Regions from separate parts of the Homo sapiens genome. Here region 2 is linked to region 1. The links are chromatin loops, found by intact Hi-C in ENCODE. Cell type or tissue: thyroid gland. All regions are shown on one strand. Links, peaks and the distances in the headings refer to the core of each region. The heading gives the core; the rest is flanking DNA.

The links. Peaks named below come from ENCODE experiments on the same cell type or tissue, not always from the same donor. Only the 100,000 strongest peaks of a DNase experiment are listed, where the experiment ranks them.
Region 2: a loop joins it to region 1, with 2.2 times the contacts of the local background. A loop is called at or near these places in 11 of 110 quality-filtered maps.

Annotation. Positions count from the first base shown.
Region 1 is chr10:84,612,460-84,615,372 of GRCh38, forward strand. No RefSeq gene overlaps it. Among named protein-coding and RNA genes, the nearest start is that of CCSER2, 290 kb to the left of the region's middle. In thyroid gland, for the core only: CTCF peaks have their summits at 1,156 (motif pointing right) and 1,368; a DNase peak (open chromatin) is centred at 1,132; H3K27ac peaks cover 532 bases.
Region 2 is chr10:84,714,638-84,717,550 of GRCh38, forward strand. No RefSeq gene overlaps it. Among named protein-coding and RNA genes, the nearest start is that of CCSER2, 390 kb to the left of the region's middle. In thyroid gland, for the core only: a CTCF peak has its summit at 1,421 (motif pointing left); a DNase peak (open chromatin) is centred at 1,414.

The DNA.
Region 1 (2,913 bases), core at 176-2,675:
CTTCCTCTCCAAGAGCCCCAGCCCTTGTCTGCAGCAGGGGGTTGAGTAGATACCTAAGGGTCCTCCCAGTTAGACAGATGCTGAGATTCTGATCCGGAGTCTCACATAGCCCTGTTGTCCTGTCTGCTTTTGGGAAGGAGCTTCCTCCTGAAGGAAACTGACCATGACTATGCGAGTGGCCAGGCTCCCACTCTTATCATCCATCTGCTTCATATGGCAATAGCTTGATCGTCATTTCTTTCATTACCAAAGTATTAAAATATGTAACAATAGAAAAAAAAAGAAAAATGACAGGAATAAGCATTATAGTCCTCTTTCCTAGGGACAGCCCCTGCTGACACGAGGGGGAGCATCTTTCCAGTCTTTGTCTTGTGCTTATAGTTCATGCTTTATCTTTGCCAGATCATTTCTTCTTAAATACAGCGTTATAACGTGACTTTCAGCAATTGAATAACGTGAACGCTTTATTCTAGCATTCAAGGCTGTCTATCTTTACAGACTTGTCTTTTACGCTTTCCCTCTCTGTGTCTCTCACTCGCACTCTTGCTTCTCCCCAAATGAACCCTGTCGATCCCCTCTCATGCTGTAGAAGCCATCTCCCGGGGCTTAGCACTCCACCTCTAAACTGAATCTATTCTGTGACGCTGGGAAATTCTGACTTAATCATTCCGCACCTTGCTTCCTTGATTACTCCACAGTATCTTTTGTGTTCCTGATCTTATGTCATTTCTGAAGGCTTACCGTATCCTCTGGCTGTCTGTCCACTCTGCTTGTGTGTTCCCACAGCTGTTATTCATACCTTAATCGGCACCTTTCTCACTGTATTGTAATTGTCTGCATGCTTCTTATTTAACGCCAGTTCTGGAGCTGCCCGCAGTGTTGCACGCTGAGTATTTGCTGTCTGGGTTGAGTGTGTGTGTGCGGCTGGTCAGATGCCAGGCGCTGTCTGTGTCACCCAGTGTGTGCACATGGTTGGTTACTTGGGTGTCCTGCTAAACCATGAGCCCCCTGCAGGCAGAGTCCACACAGAATGGATCCATTCCCATTTGTAGGGCTGGGAAAAGCTCCTCCTGGCAGGGCTGGGTAGACTCTGGCCTGTGACGCTTAGGGCTGGCTGAATTCAAGACCACAAGATGTCAGTGTTGTCTCAGCCACAGAGGAACAGCCAGGGCTGTGGCTCTTATGCCTTGCCTAGGTAATTCTGTGAGTTGGGCAAAGCCCAATTTAAACAAAATATGTGTGTCTGTGTGTTATCTTTTGCCCTGTCTTCAAATCCAACAGCCAACAGAGTAGGTGGCCAGTGAATTCGTTGCTGATCATGGGTCTTGTCAAGGTACAGAGGCAACGTGTCTTTCTTGGGGGAACTGGGGGACTGCCATTCTCAGCTCTGACCTCCAGTCAGCAAGTCCAAGGGCACCGCCAGGAGCAGCACCCCTACTGGTGGTGGATGACAGAATGACAGAATTTCTGAGTTCTCACTTCTAGCTTGGAATGTCAGAAGGGTGTTGAGCAGGAAATCAGAAGGGCTGGGTCTGTCCTGACTCTGCCCCATGAAGGATTAAAAACTCAGGAAAGGCACATGATTCTCCAAGTCTCCAAGCCGCATTTTCCCCTAGATGGGCTACCTGGATTAGCAGTGAGCTACCTGATCCCCAAGGCTGTGGCTTCTGCATGTGGCCTCTAATCTATTTCCAGGTGAATGGTTACAAAGCCGTCTTCACCCTGTATCTTCGCACATGACCTAGTTGCAAATCTGTTAGTGGCCAAAACCAGCATCAGTGTTCTCATGGATGTTCTGCTATTCATTCAGTAGCAGATGAAATTCGGATTACTTTAAAAGCAATTTTTAAAAAAAATTTTGAATGGAAAAAAGTAATTTCCAGTAAATATGTTAATTTTCCTTGAACTTGTTCTTAGCAAAACTTTTTCTGTCCTGGATGCTCTCCGTAGGCCCTCTTGATTCTATTCTGGATCTTTTTTTTTTTTTTTTTTTGAGATGGAGTTTCACTCTTGTTGCCCAGGCTGGAGTGCAATGGTGCGATCTTGGCTCACCGCAACCTCTGCCTCCCGGGTTCAAATGATTCTCGTGCCTCAGCCTCCTGAGTAGCCAGGATTACAGGCATGCACCACCACGCCCGGCTAATTTTTGTATTATTAGTAGAGATGGGGTTTCTCCATGTTGCTCAGGCAGGTCTCAGACTCCTGACCTCAGGTGATCTGCCCTCCTCGGCCTCCCAAAGTGCTGGGATTATAGTCATTCTATTCTGGATCTTAATGCCATTCCAGAAAGCCAAGCACCTTAAGGCTTCACAAATATTCTGATTTTGCATAGACACTGTTGAAAAGAGCATCTTTATAATAAATTCCAAATTGATTGTATTATTTAATATCTTCTAAAGACATCACAATGACTTATTGATTTTTTGAAATTAAAATTAAAAACAAACCTACACAATTGTTTGTAATTCACCAGATGTCAGGATCTGGGATCTGCTGAAGCCAAAGCCTCATTTTAAAATGTTGAAAAAACATTTCAATGAAAAATCAATAAAATATATGACAGTAATGAAAAGATGAATAATGATCTGAAACAGACCCTTCCCTTTGATTCAATGTTATACAAAAACATTGAAAGCATCCAAAATGTAACTTGACTATAAGGTTAAAGTTGGGATTGGGAATGGGTAGAAAAGATATGGCAGAGGGAAGGAGTGCTTACTTTCCAGGTACTGTGTTAAGCACTCAAGTTCCCCAGTTGTTTACAATATATTTGAAATATGAACATATGGACTTATTTCTGCTGCTGCTATAATAATTCCTATTCACATAGTTAGATTCCCAGTGTCCCAGGTCTCATCTGCACAGCTGTAGCTGACTTGGGGAAGAGGTGACTCTAACAAGCTTGTGAGGCTG
Region 2 (2,913 bases), core at 133-2,632, 100 kb after region 1:
GCAGCATAAACAACAAGAGTGTCTTGTTTCACAGCTCTGGAGGCTGAAAGTCCAAAAATCAAGGTCCACAGGGTCAGGCTCTGTTGAGGACTCTTTTCTTGGCTTGCAGATGGCCACCTTCTCATTGCATCATCATGTGGCCTGTTTTTGTTGTGTGCAAACAAGGAGATGGAGGGAGAAGCAGGAAGAAAGAGAAAGTGGGAGAGAAAGAGCTCTCTGGTGTCTCTTCTCATAGGAACACTAACCGCATCTGATCAGGGCCCCACCCTTATTACCTCATTTAACCTTGACTATCTCCATAAAGTTGCTATCTTCAAACACAATCACATTGGAGGTTGGGACTTGAATTGTGTACCCCCTCCCCTAACTCATATTAGGGGAGGGGGGACCCAATTCAGCTCATAGCAGAATGTGACTTAGAAAAATAGAAGAGGTAAGGAAGAATTTGAGGGACAGCAGGGAAACTGGGGGATGAGAGAAGTTCTTGAAAATGCAAGGCCAACAATGTCAAAAGATGCAGTAATAATAATAAAAAAAGAATAGCTACAATGTCATGTGTAACTATTGTGGGTAACCCTTTACATGAGTTACTTCGTAATTCCTCATATCATCCTGTGCTGTCAGTCCCTTTTTGAGTTGAAGAAACTGAAGTTGGTAGAAATTGAGTAATGTGATGGCGCTTCCCCAGCTGGTTAGTGGAGAGCCAGTTTTCAAACATGGGTTTCTGATCCCAAGTTGTGTATTATTTCCATTGTGCTCAGTTGCTCTCCTGGCGGGAGGTTGATGTTGAGAAGAGGTCACAGGGTTGGAGGGGTTTTGGGATGGGTCAGTGATGGTATGAGAAAAAGGGTGCTGGTCTAACTTAGGCCCATGGGCTATATTTTCTGACCCTTGCTAAGAGAAACATAACTGTGACTGTAAAGAGAGAGGGAGGTTAGTGGCTGGTTAGGGATGGGTCAATGGTGGTATGAGAAAAAGAAGGGCAGGTTTCAGGATGTGGGTTATACGGGGAAGTGGGGAAGTGCAGCCTGGTAAATCTTAGACCATTGTGCGGATTGTAAGTGCCCTTTGACATGTTGTCTATTCATGGGAAAGATGACTCTATAGTCAGTAGCTCTAGGAAGCCCAGCATTCTGTGTTTCTTGGTATCAGAACGCATTTGCACAACATTGGATGTTTTCTTCCCTACCCTTGCTTATTGGAGCTGCATCGCTGGCCAAAAGCTCTGCATGGGTTTTGACTGCAGGCAGGTGCAACCCAACAGCACCTCACCTCAAGCATGCACCTGTACCTGATGCTGCCTGCTGTCACCATGGGTCTCTTCTCTGGTTCCCACAGGTTGTTGGATACATTTCCCCCTGATTCCTGCATTACACACAATCCTGCAACGTGGTGTACACAGGAGCCAGCATCTGCCCCCTAGTGGCAGCCAACTTGGCAGTGCAGCCTCATTTTCCCTCTCTGCTTCCCCCGCCTTGTCCCTGTCATGCTCCTTGGGATTGTACTTCCTAACAAGGCACATAAGTCTTCCTAAATAGTGCAGAAATCTTCTGCCTCAGGCTCATTTCTTTTGAAAATGAAGCTTTTACATGCAGGCCATAACACCCCTTCCTTTAGAGATTCACAGTGTGTGTAAGCATAATATAGTTTCTTTTTTTTTTTTTTTTTTTTGAGACGGAGTCTCGCTCTGTCGCCCAGGCCGGACTGCGGACTGCAGTGGCGCAATCTCGGCTCACTGCAAGCTCCGCTTCCCGGGTTCACGCCATTCTCCTGCCTCAGCCTCCCGAGTAGCTGGGACTACAGGCGCCCGCCACCGCGCCCGGCTAATTTTTTGTATTTTTAGTAGAGACGGGGTTTCACCTTGTTAGCCAGGATGGTCTCGATCTCCTGACCTCATGATCCACCCGCCTCGGCCTCCCAAAGTGCTGGGATTACAGGCGTGAGCCACCGCGCCCGGCCTGCATAATATAGTTTCTAAGAATTTTTACAGAAAAAGCCTCTGCATAATCCAGAGAGCCCTAAGCTTATTAAACTTTGAGTCTCTTTTTTTATTTTAAATATTACACTAATTCAACTCCAAGGATTATAGTGTTCTACAATGTATGGGACACAGATTGAGTTTAGCTTGTGTAGTCTATTTCCAAGGGAAGGGATCAGCAAACATTTCCCTATAATGGGCCATATAGTAAATATTTAAGGCTTTGCAGGCCATAAGGTCTCTGTCGCCACTACTGAACGCCAGCATTGTAGCCAGAAGTAGGCATAGATAATGGAGAAATGAATGGGCATAGCTTTATTTACAAAATAAGGTGGTGGGCTGAATTTGGCCCATGGGCCATAGCTTGCTGACCCCTGCTAAGAGAAACATAAGTGTGAATGGAAAGAGAGGGAGGTTAGTGGCTGGTTAGGGAAAGACAGCAGAACTGAAATGAGGGAAAAATGCAAGGAAACTGAGGGTGATCTCCTCTCACTGCTAAGTGTCTCTCACCTTTCTTCGTGTGCCTCCTGAATTCCTTGATATGGTCAACAGAGCAAGCATAGAAAATAACCTCTCACCCTTCTTTGTGTGCTTCCTGAATTCCTTGATATTGTCAACATAGCAAGCATGGAAAATAACCTCTCACTTTGCCTATAATCTGTTTGGCATGATCAAGGTAGGTCAGCTGTTCAGAGTCACCTTTGACCTCCCTGCCCTTGTACATAGATGTACAGCATTTCCAGAGTCCTTCTCAGCCCTGCGTCATCAGGAGTTGATGAAAGCCTATTATTCTTGCCCATTGCTAGCATTGATCTTATGGCTCTGCCTCCCTAAGCAGGCTGCTTGTTGGTGTAATGCATCTTGGGGCAATCTATGGTGCCAGGCCCAATGGAAGAGGGGCCTGAGCGGCTCTTCCCAACCCCGGCTGGGCTTGT